Regions from separate parts of the Homo sapiens genome. Here region 2 is linked to region 1. A link is an interaction called in ENCODE POLR2A ChIA-PET data of the cell type or tissue named here. Cell type or tissue: Panc1. All regions are shown on one strand. Links, peaks and the distances in the headings refer to the core of each region. The heading gives the core; the rest is flanking DNA.

What was found. ChIA-PET counts read pairs that join two places held together with the same protein. Peaks named below come from ENCODE experiments on the same cell type or tissue, not always from the same donor. Only the 100,000 strongest peaks of a DNase experiment are listed, where the experiment ranks them.
Region 2: POLR2A ChIA-PET joins it to region 1 with 7 read pairs; 5 of 35 experiments call an interaction of 5 or more read pairs at or near these places.

What each region holds. Positions count from the first base shown.
Region 1 is chr20:32,185,870-32,191,693 of GRCh38, forward strand. It overlaps the pseudogene TSPY26P. Among named protein-coding and RNA genes, the nearest start is that of PLAGL2, 19 kb to the right of the region's middle. RefSeq lists an enhancer at 2,385-3,200 and silencers at 4,299-4,578, 5,453-5,650. In Panc1, for the core only: no CTCF peak of the experiment used is centred there; no DNase peak of the experiment used is centred there; H3K4me3 peaks cover 1,073 bases; H3K27ac peaks cover 902 bases.
Region 2 is chr20:32,292,098-32,297,921 of GRCh38, forward strand. All of the region lies in intron 1 of KIF3B (kinesin family member 3B), which reads left to right. Among named protein-coding and RNA genes, the nearest start is that of KIF3B, 17 kb to the left of the region's middle. In Panc1, for the core only: no CTCF peak of the experiment used is centred there; no DNase peak of the experiment used is centred there.

The sequences.
Region 1 (5,824 bases), core at 819-4,818:
GAATTGAGGGAGCCATGAGATGAGAATATCTGCAGGAGGAAAATCCTAGCTAGGAGAGGGAAAAAAGCAAGTGCTAAAATCCTGAGGCTGGAACATGCTTAGTGTGTTTAAAGAACAGGAGAGAGGCCAGTGTTGGGGGCACAGAGAGAGCAAAGCAGAAGTGGATGGGAGATGTTGGGAGGGACCAGCAAATGCAGGGCTTTGTCGCCTGCAATAAGGAATTTTATATATATATATATATAAATTTTTTTTTTGAGACGGAGTCTTACTCTGTCACCCAGGCTGGAGCGCAATGGCGAATGGCATGGTCTCAGCTTACTGCAACCTCCGCCTCCCAGGTTCAAGCGATTCTCCTGCCTCAGCCTCCTGAGTAGCTGGGACTACAGGCACCCGCCACCATATCCAGCACATTTTTGTATTTTTAGTAGGGATGGGGTTTCACTACTGGTGAAATCCTACTGGCTGGTCTCGAAATCCTGACCTCGTGATCCACCCGCCTCAGCCTCCCAAAGTGCTGGGATTACAGGCGTGAGCCACCATGCCCGGCCTATAGATACATATTTTTAACCAGTGTAGGGTTTTGGATGGGGAAGTGACATGATCTAAGTTATTTTTTCCCCAGACAGGCAATTTTTTATTTTTTATCATGCGTATAGAAAACAAAAGTGTCACAGATCCCCTTGTGACTGGACAAAGCCACCTCAGGAATATTTCTCTGCTTAAAAGAAGCATTGTCAGTTACAGTGATGTCAATTACAACCTGGCACAAAATCATCAAGACCATCAGGGTCACAGAATTCTTTCTGGAGGTTATCCTTGCAGAACACAGGCACAGCTTCCAGTCTGAAGTCCAACAAAACCAGAACTCTGCTTCTAAGTACAAGATTATGGTAAAGGCCCCAACAACCTGATAACAATTGTGAATAGTCACATAAGTTTCCAAGTGGCATAAAAAATGTACACTGACAATCTTGCAAAAGTTCTCAACTAAAAGCAACAAGCAAGCCTTTACAGCATAATGCCCCAGTGGGCTGAAACACAGGAGGGGATGCATAGGGTCTTACTTAAAAGCAGCAGAAGAAAAGCTTACATTAACTTTCTACATACACAAGGTAGGACCAAGAGAGAAAACCTCTAAAGTTGCAGTGTTCTGTTATTCTTCTAGTTTACAAAACATATTGGCGAATCAAAAATGTTAGCAAGGGCTGGGCGCGGTGGCTCACACTTGTAATCCCAGCACTTTGGGAGGCCAAGGTGGGAGGATCCCTTGAGCCCAGGAGTTAAGACCATCCTGGGCAACATAGCGAGACCCCCGTCTCTACAAAAATGTTTTTTAAAAAGCTGGGCATGGTGGCATACACCTGTAGTCCCAGCTACTTGGGAGGCTGAGATGGGAGAATTACTTGAGCCCAGGAGTTTGAGGCTATGATGCATCACTGCACTCCAGCCTGGGCAACAGAGTGAGACCCTGTCTTGAAGAAAAAAAAAAAATCAGATGGGCACAGTGGCTCACACCTATAATTTTAGCACTTTGGGAGGCCAAGGTGGGCAGATCGCTTGAGCCCAGGAGTTCAAGACCAGCCTGGGCAACATAGTGAGACCCTGTCTCTATGTATTAACCAAAATCAAGGGCTCTCCTCCTTCTACCATCTCTCAGCCATCCTGCCTTTTCAGCTGGCTCTGGTTCCTTTTGTACTTCCCTGCCAAAAGCACCCTCCACATTATTTTGTGATAAGGCCTCCCCAGGTCCTAGGGAACAGAAGATAAGGCCTTCCATGGGAAGGGGCCTGGGTATGGCCACTACCACCCCTTCCCCTAAAATGAAATGGAGACAGACAGCTCTGCAAGCAGGGGGAGGAGGGGGTGGGCAGCTCAGCTCTTATACCTAGAGGGGTTCGGACTTGGTGGAAGGGTAAGAAAGAGTTGGGGTTAGTCTAAAAGAACACAGCATAAAATGGAATATTAACTATCCCCGCTCTGGGGACTTCCTGGTCTCTCTGTTCAGCAGCCTTGGACTGTCCCCTTTGGAAGATTCTAGGCCTTGCTAAAGAGGGTAAGGTATAGGGGAAGAGAGAATGCTGGCAGTCTACAGGGCAAACCCTCCCTCTCTGGAGACGAAGAGAGGCAAACTGAACACGAAAGTCTTTCTTGTTGAGTTTAAGAAAAAATCTTTTTCTTCAGTTGTTATTTTTTGTTTCTAAGCCATCATTTAAAGAAAAAAATGGTGTGAGATCTGGGTATGGATAGACAGGCCCCAGGACCAGGAAGACCCCCTCCCCAGCACCCACAGCTTGGCAGCCTAACAGGTAGAGGCAGGGGGGCTGGCAGAGCACCTGGATTCTGTGGGGTCCAGTAACTGGGGCTCAGGAGGGGATCCCATCCTTGCCCCTGCCTCACTCACATGCCCAGATAGGCCAGTTTGGCAGAGTTCCTGGGGATTAGGGGCTCTCCTGTGCATTGGCAGGTGGCCCACCTGGGTCCACAAGCGGCTATGGAGGTTCCTGTAGACCTGGGGGCGGGCAACAGGGCTGATGGTGGTCTGGGCAAAACTCATGGGAAAGGAGATGGCTAGGCATTGGTGGGGCACGGCACAGACCCTCATAAGCTAGCAGCAGGCTGTGATGTCAGGCCACCGTGGGGCAGGAGGAGCAGTATGATCACAAAGAATGTGCTGTCCACTGCTTCATGCCCTTGACCTCACCCATGCCCAGCAGCCAGCTGTGTGCTCATCCTGCCAGATACCCAAGAGTCCACTTGGTGGTAGCCTGTGGTCTTGAGGCCATGGAATGTCCAAGCCTGGGTGGCACCCGGCACCAAATGAAGCCACTTCATCTTGGGTGATGAGACTCAGTTTGCCACAGCCAGGGTGTAGAGAGCTACTGTGAGCACGACCAGCAAGCATGCGAAGGCCGGCAGGCTGGAGTCTTGAAGCATAGGCCTCAAAGAGGCACTGTCCTCCAAGTAGTGACTTGTGGGTACCCTTGTCAAAAATGGCTGGGATGGCCACGGTCACAGGTCCATGCCGTAAAGATTATGGCAGTGCACATCCACAGCACTGGGTGCTTAGTGTAGACGCAGCGGCATGTGACAGCCACGTGATGTTAACACAGAACAGCAAGAGGCCATATGGAAACAGTAGAGACTGGCCACGAGGGCCACAATTTGAGAGCTGAGTCCACCGAACCACGCAGAGCGGGAGTGCACAGAACAGACAGCAGACAGCAGACAGCAGACAGCAGACAACAGAGCGCCCACCATGGGCCTGAGCCCAGATCCGCCACCCGTAGGAGGCATGAGGAAGCTTATGTAGGCCGCACATCCCAAGGCAGCACTTAGCCAGACTGGAACCCGTAGGGCCTAGAAGGGGTCTCCGTGGGCCACCTTGCGAGGCCTCCCCTGGCTCTGCAGGGCCTATCCCCCAGCAGGTAGTACTGCAGGGGGTTGGGCCACAGGTCATCTTTAATAATCTGGGCAACCCTGTCGGCCTCTGGGAGGCTGTGCTGTGAAAACCAGCTGAAGAAGCTTCGGACAGTGTCCCGGTTCCTGTGTACGAGGGCCGGGGGTTCCTGGCCCCAGTGCCATCGGATGCGAGTCGCAATAGACACCACTCGGCCTGAGGCTCTGCATTCATACTCCTTCACTATCACCTTGTTCTGGAAGTAGGGGTTGCTCCAAAAGCGGAACTTGAATTTGCAACCTGTCCTAGAGTGCCTGAGCTCCCTCACCTCCAAATTCATCAGGTAGCAGAGCATGTCTTCATCTCGAGGGCTGATCATGGCTGAGAGCTGCGGGTGGTTCAGGAAGGCGGTGACCCAGAAGCCCGGAATATTCTGGATGATGAAGCTCCTACGGGCGAGGTACAACCTGTGCATCCGCCCAAACCTGCGCTCGAGCGGGAGGTAGGCCCTGTCGGCCTGGGCGCTCACGGCCTCCGCCTCCCACTGGATGGCCTCCAGTGGGTCCACAATTAGGGCACCAAGGTTCAGGAGCCGCGGGCCCTCCTGGGCCTCCGCTGCCACCTCCTGCTTCTCCTCCCCCTCCTGCTGCTTCTCCACCTCCTCCGCTGGCTCCTTCTTGAAGATGGCGCCCTCCTCCTTGTTCGCGTCCTCGGCCTTCTCGCTGGCTCCTGCCCGAGTCCCTAGCCCCTCTGCACCACAGGTTTCTGGGGCTTCGTCCCGGACCCGGCCATTTTCCAGGCTCGGAGTAGTCGCCGTGGAGGCCGCTTCCCCGCGCCCAGGGGAAGGGAAGGCGGTCCCGGGGCCCGCTGCGGGGTGGAGGGACCCGCGCCCCCCAGCTTCTCGGGCCCGGGCCGCGGGGACCGTGCGCGCGTCCCCCTCCCGGGCAAGGCCGGGCGGCGGGCGCGCCGCGGCTTCTGGGGTCCCCGCCCTCTTGTCCGCCATCGCCTGCGGGAGCCTCTGGCCTGGAGGGGCTCGGGGCGCGCTGGCGACTGCGGGCTCGGCGACAGGGGCGGCTGGTGGCGGGAGGACAGTGGGAGGAAGGCTCCGCCCCACGCGCCCCCCTCTCGGATGTGATTCGCCGGGGTCTCCCGCAGCCGGGGCGAGCGGCTTGGAAGCCCGGAGGAGGGGTACGGAACTGCCCGATGGGGATGCGACCGCGGGCGCCAGACGAACTGTCCCCACATTCGTTGGCGCTGGCGGTGGAGGTGGGGAGAAGTGTGTACCAAGCAAGAGTCAGCTCGGAGCAAACACCAGGGGACAGGCCCAGTCGCTGGTCCTGGACAAGTAAAACTTTCCCATCACAACCACCACGCCAGGCGATTGCTCAGTGTTCCCCATCTGCGGTGGGCAGGCAGGAGTCGCCCGGCTTCCACACTCGAGTGGCGCTTTGGGGCAGTTGTAGGACACTCTCGGCCTTACAGGGGATAAATTACTCAGGCACATGCAGAGGGCTTAAGAGGTATCTCCTGCAAAGACTGACCAGACTGAAACTGGGAGCGGCAGATAATGGTAATTTTCTGACACACAAAGGTGATCAACACGTTCATGTAGGGAAAGCAGGTGCTTGAAATATTCATGTGGGGAAAATAAGCAAGGTCAGAGTGGAAGGATCTGGGGTGAGAGAGGGTCTTAAATGCTACAAACCAGGGAGCGAGTGGGCATCTGCCTGGTTTCCCCAACAGGAGTTGGTTCCTCCTGGGCTGGTTGGCAGAAGCGAGGTGGACCTTGCTTCACTTTGTGCTAGGCCCAAAGGCTACCCTTCCAAAGGTGGACTCTAGCTTGAAGTGCAGGAACTGTACCTGGCAGGCTAAGAGCTGGATTGGCCAGCCCTCTTAGTCCTCGATCCTGCAAATCTGTGTTCCTGTGGTCTCAGCTCCCAAACTGTGGCCTATGGAGGTCAGTACCTCCAATCCCCCTCCACCTCTGCGTGGAAGTCCTTGCCACCTCTTCCAGAAAGCTTTCAGCCTTTTCCTGACAAATGGATACAACAGCTCCCTCATCTGAGCCCTCAGACCTATACTGTGGTATACACTCCCTAGGGAGCAAGGTGGATTTCCTTAGGGTCCTAGCTAGGGTTTTAACCTACTGGGGTGGACAGTGAACATTTGTCAAGTGGAAGGTCAAAAATGAAGGGTCAGCCCACTTCCTTTGTACATAAAACACCTGCACTTGTTAACGGCCCCATAGGCTCTTGGCTGGACTGCAAGTGACTTGCACTGCTTGGCCATAGACACTGGCTCCAGACCACAGAAAAGCCAGTTCAGTCTGAGCCCCTGATGGGAGGATCTCAGCACAAGGGCTGGCACCCAGGATGGTGGTAACGACCTTCATTAGAGACCACCAAAGTCAGGTGAAGCTATGTAAGC
Region 2 (5,824 bases), core at 1,110-5,109, 110 kb after region 1:
GCTAATTTTTAAAAATTTTTTTGTAGAGACAGGATCTTGCCATCTTGTCCAAGCTGGTCTTGAACTCCTAGGCTCAAGTGATCCTCCCACCTCAGCCTCCCAAAGTGCTGGGATTATGGGTGGTGAACCACCTAGCTTGGTCCTTGTACATTTCTTAACAGTTGGTTTGTTTGAATCAAGATCAAAAAAGGAGCTGGACGTAGTGGCTCACCATGGTGGCTGGTATTACATGATGGACCTGTAATACCAGCAGTTTGGGAGGCCTAAGTGGGAGAATCACATGAAGCCAAGAGTTTGAGACCAGCCTGTGCAACAAAGCAAGACCCCCCCCAACTTCTACAAACAATTTTAAAAATTAGTCCAGGCATGGTGGCTCATGCCTGTAATCCTAGCACTTTGGGAGGCTGAGGTGGGTGGATCACTTGAGGTCAGGTGTTTGAGACCAGCCTGGCCAACACGGTGAAACCTCGTCTCTACTAAAAATAGAAAAAAAAAAAAAAAAAAAAAAAGAAAAGTCGGGTCCAGTGGCGCACGCCTGTAGTCCCAGCTACTCTGGAGGCTGAGGTGGGACGATTGCTTGAGCGAGGAGTTCGAGGCTGCAGTAAGCTGAGATTCTGCCACTGCACTCCAGCCTGGGCAACAGAGCAAGACCTTGGCTCTTGAAAAACAACAGAATGTGAAGACCTTGACTCTTAAAAAACAATAGAATGTGTACAACAGTCCTACCTCTGGGAGTGGATCCTACCAACTACTCCCACTTACCCTAAAGGTATATATGTTCAGTATAGCCACTGCAGTACTGTTTGCAGTAGCAAATGACCAGAGACCATCAGAAGGTCCCTCAATAAGGGACTGACTGATCAAAGACATTTTTTGGCTGGGCGCAGTGGCTCATGACTGTAATCCCAGCACTTTGGGAGGCCAAGGCAGGCGGAACACCTGAGGTCAGGAGTTCAAGACCAGCCTGGCCAACATGGCAAAACCCCGTCTCTACAAAAAATAAAAAATTAGTTGGATGTGGTGGGGTGTGCTTATAGTCCCAGGTACTTGGGAGTCTGAGGTGGGAAGATTGCTTGACCCCAGGAGGTTGACGTTGCAGTGAGCTGTGATTGTGCCACTGCACTCCAGCCTGGGCAACTGAGACTCTGTCTCAAAATAAATGAGTGAATGAATGAATGAATGAAAGGAAGTAAGACAGAAAAGAAAGGAAAAAGAAGCAGCTAAGCATGGTGTCTGATGCCTGTAATCCCATACTTTGGGAGGCTGAGAGACGGAAGGATCACTTGAGCCAGGAGTTTGAGACCAGCCTGGGGACCAGCCTGGGCAACATAGTGAGACATTTGTCTCTACAAAAAATAAAAACAAAATTAGGTTTGGTGGCATGTACCTGTAGTCCCAGCTACTGAGGAGGTTGAGGTGGGAAGACTACCTGAGCCCAGGAGGTTGAGGCTATGGCGAGCCAACATCATGCCACTGCACTCCAGCCTGGAGTGCAGAGCAAGAGTCTGTCTCAAAAAAACAAACAAAGAAAACAACACAAAATGAGTTGGGGGGCGGGGAGAAGGAGTTCTCCAAGATTTATATAGGAAGAAGTACAGTGGTATATAGTATACTGCTACTTGAGTTAAAAAGGTTTAAAAGCAAAAGATGAAGATGAAGGAGCAATGCAGATATGTTAGGAAGATTTACATGTTCACTGTACACTCTGTACAGCTTGAATTGCGTTAATCTTTGCATAGACATACACATGTATATATGCGTATATATCAGGTGTTTTAAAAATATATGGGTTTATATATGGGTTTTAAAATAAGACAAATCTGGTTTTGAATCCTGACTCTTCCACTTAATTGTCGTGTAACCTTGGGCAAATTAATTTCCCTGAGTCTCTGATCCTTATTCTTTAAATGAGGCTAATGCCTGCCTTCCTCCCAAGGTGATTTTGAGGATTAAAAGAGGACTCACATTAAGCTCTTGGTATACTGTGAGTTGTGACTATTGAATACAATAAAACCCAAGAACTGCATTGATTCTGAATAGTAGGTGTTGTCCAACAGACTTGAATATATTTTTGAATGTATTTTATGTTTTACAATTGAATGCCAAAAAGAGTTTCTTTTCTTCTTTCCCTGCCTAAATAAATGCTTTGTTTGCCTCTTTGTGTCATCAAATGACAGAGAGTACATGGCGCCAGTTTGAATTCAGGGCAGGCATTTATTGTCCTTGTTACTTGACTGTGACGTTTTTAGGTTTCTTTCCGGAGAACTAGCGTGTCTTCTTCAGACATTTAAGCTGAAATCAAAGTTCTGGACTTTTCTCCAAAGAAAACATTGCTTTATTGCTTCCCCCACCTTAATTATAAAAATCAAAATACATGCACCCATCAAAAAATACAAAGAAAGCAAAAAAATAGCCTGCAGGCGCACCACCCTAGAGGTCAATATTACCTGCATTTCATGAGTATTTATTAGTACTTTTCAATGTTAAAAGCTAAGCATTTAACATTCATTAGTTTATTTAATCCTCAGAACAGTTCTTTAAGGGAGATATTGCTATTAACCATACTTGGTGGAAGAAGAAACTGTGACTTAGTTTCTTGAGATTTTATAGCTAGTAAATGGCAGAGCAGAAATTCAAAGCCAGACCTGCTGAACACCTCAGCTCATGCTTTTAACAATGTCTTTACTCTGTGTTCCCCAAATCTGCATCTGCACATGTGCCTGTACACATAAACATTAACTGTATCATAGTAATTCTGTTTAGTAGCCTTTTTCTTCACTCAGCAATATGTCTTGAATATTGCCCATATCTAAATACCTAGAGGTTTGTTGCCATTTTTAATGACTTCATAGTTTCCCATTGTAGAGATGTGCCATAATCTAACCACTCCCTTATTGATGAGCATTTAAGTGCTTAGAGGTGGTGATGTGACAAACACAAATTGTGTATTACATTGTTGCACATGTATTTAGTTACTCAATTATGTCCTTAAAATAATTCCAAGAAATGGAATTGCTGTTTCAAGGGAGTATTCACATTTAGAGTTTTGGTACTGATTGCCTGACTGCCCTCAAGTATGTTGTGCCAATTTGAGATGCTGTGGCTCTTATATGTTCTTTCTGTAAGGGACATTTTGAAACTTTTTAGACAGTTCACGCAACTGTTTGGCTTACAAAAAAGGTGACGCCCCCCGCCCCCTTTTTTTTTTCTTTTGTGACAGAATCTCGCTCTGTCGCCCAGGCTGGAGTGCAGTGGTGCGATCTCAGCTCACTGCAAGCTCCGCCTCCCGGGTTCACACCATTCTCCTGCCTCAGCCTCCTGAATAGCTGGGACTACAGGTGCCCGCCATCATGCCCAGCTAATTTTTTTGTATTTTTAGTAGAGACGGGGTTTCACCGTGTTAGCCAGGATGGTCTCGATCTCCTGAGATCGTGATCCACCCGCCTCAGCCTCCCGAAGTGCTGGGATTACAGGTGTGAGCCACCACGCCTGGCTGACCTTATGTTTACAAATAATGCCTGTAATAACAACAGAATATATTTCATTACTTTCTTATTTGACGTCTATGCTCTAAATGCTTTTTAGAGCCGTCACTGCATGACTTGCTACATTTACCTTAGAAAGTTAAAAATTCTAGTGCTGTGGACCTAATAGAAACTGTTTTACGAAGCTTCATCATAAATTTAGGATAAGTAGGTCCCGAATTTAGGTCTCCTAGTAGGTCCCCTCATTTATCAATTAAAACATTTTTATTATCTTTTTTTTTTTTTTTTTTTTTTTAAATTGAGACAGAATCTTGCACTGTCGCCTGGGCTGGAGTGCAGTGGCATGATCTCAGCTCACTGCAACCTCTGCCTCCCGGGTTTGAGTGATTCTTCTGTCTCAGCCTCCCAAGTAGCTGAGACTACAACTGCCTGCCACCACGCCCGGCTAAGTTTTGTACTTGTAGTAGAGACGGGGTTTCACCGTGTTGGCCAGGATGGTCTCGATCTCTTGACCTTGTGATCCACCCGCCTCGGCCTCCCAAAGTGCTGAGATTACAGGTGTGAGCCACCACACCCGGCCCATTTTTATTATCTTATATTCATGGTGGTCAGCACAAATGGATAGATAAAATGGGAAAAATGAGTAACCCCTGTATATTTGTTTAATTTCACAAAGCCTTTCCATCTCTCTTTCCCCTTGATTTTATTTTATTTTTTGACTAAGTAATATATTTACATGATTCAAAACTCAAGAGATATTAAAGGGTAAACACACTTTGGGAGGCTGAGGTGGGCAGATCACCTGAGGCCGGGAGTTCAAGAACAGCCTGGCCATGGCGAAACCCTTTCTCTACTAAAAATACAAAAATTAGCTCGGTGTGATGGTGGGTGCCTGCCATCCCAGCTACTCGGGAGGCTGAGGCACAAGAATCGCTTGAATGGGAGGCAGAGGTTGCAGTGAGCCAAGATTGCACCACAGCACTCCAGCCTGGGTGACAGAGTGAAACTCGGTCTGAAGAAAAAAAAAAGGGTATATAATGAAAAGTTTCTCTTCTACTTTTGGCCCTCATCCACCTAGCTCTTTTAGGGAAAGCCAGTGTTGTTATCTGGCAATTGTTACATGGTTCTTGTGAATTCTTTCAGATATATTTTATGCACATATAAGCAAATGTAGAACCATTTTCTCAATATGTATAAAACGTCTTTTTAAAAGTTCTGCAGGACAGTGGTGTTATTTTTCAACCCAAGATGGATAATCTTGTTTTAAAAAGTGTGTAACTCCCTTTGTGAAACTGGCCATCATAGGAACCAGAGACCTAGAATTGGACTTGCTTTCATGGTGTGGTTCAGGGATTGCAAACACGGAGTCCTGATACTTCAAAAACAATTAGAAATAATTGTAAAAAGGAGTAGTGTTGATGGTGATGAGGTGGATACAGAGTAAAAACAGCTGCTTCCCCCGAGAGAAGCCTGTCCAGGGAATTGGTTTAGGCTGCTTAGCAGGGAGTCGCTTTTACTTCTTGCTCGAGTGTTGCAGTGCTTTTCTGATGGCTCATGTGATCTTTGGCTTGGGCTGCATTTCAGATACTCTGAGTATTTGAACCCTGGGCCAGGCAGTTGGCAGGTGGTTGCGTGATCTGATCTTAGAGGACATTGCTTTGGAATGCATTGATTTGAGGTGCGTTAGTATGCACTCTGTGTGCCCACAGGTTGCACCTCCTTGCAGGGTTGTTCCTGGGGAATTGCCAGACCTCTATTTTTTCCCATTTGGAGATACCACATACTCATTAAAGAGAATTTGGAAAATACAGAAATGTTGAAAGAGCAGGGGAAATCACCTATACTATTACCCAAGGTTGACCACTATTGATGTTTTTACGTGTGTCTTTATTTTTATATAATTGTGATTGCATGCAGTGATTCAATTTTGTAAACTGCTTTTTCATTTATGATAAGCATTTTCCATGTCATTACAGAGCCTCGGCAAATGGCATTTAAAAAGATGGGCTAGTATGTCGGGCCTTTCTTAATCAAATCATACATATATGAATTTGGTCATAGACAGAGATGTCTACAAGAGCCAGCCAGGAAGTATAAATGAGCAAAGCATGCTAGATATGAAACAGGAGATAGTGGGGTTGGGGAAGATTCCTATTGCTGCCACTTGGGGTTCAGGTCAAGGGCTGTCAGATATTCCCATGTTTCCAGAGAAGTGGATTTTTTTTTTTAATATGAAATTGTTAGGCCGGGTGCTGTGGCTCACGCCTATAATCCCAGCACTTTGGGAGGCTGAGGCGGGCAGATCACCTGAGGTCAAGAGTTTGAGACCAGCCTGACCA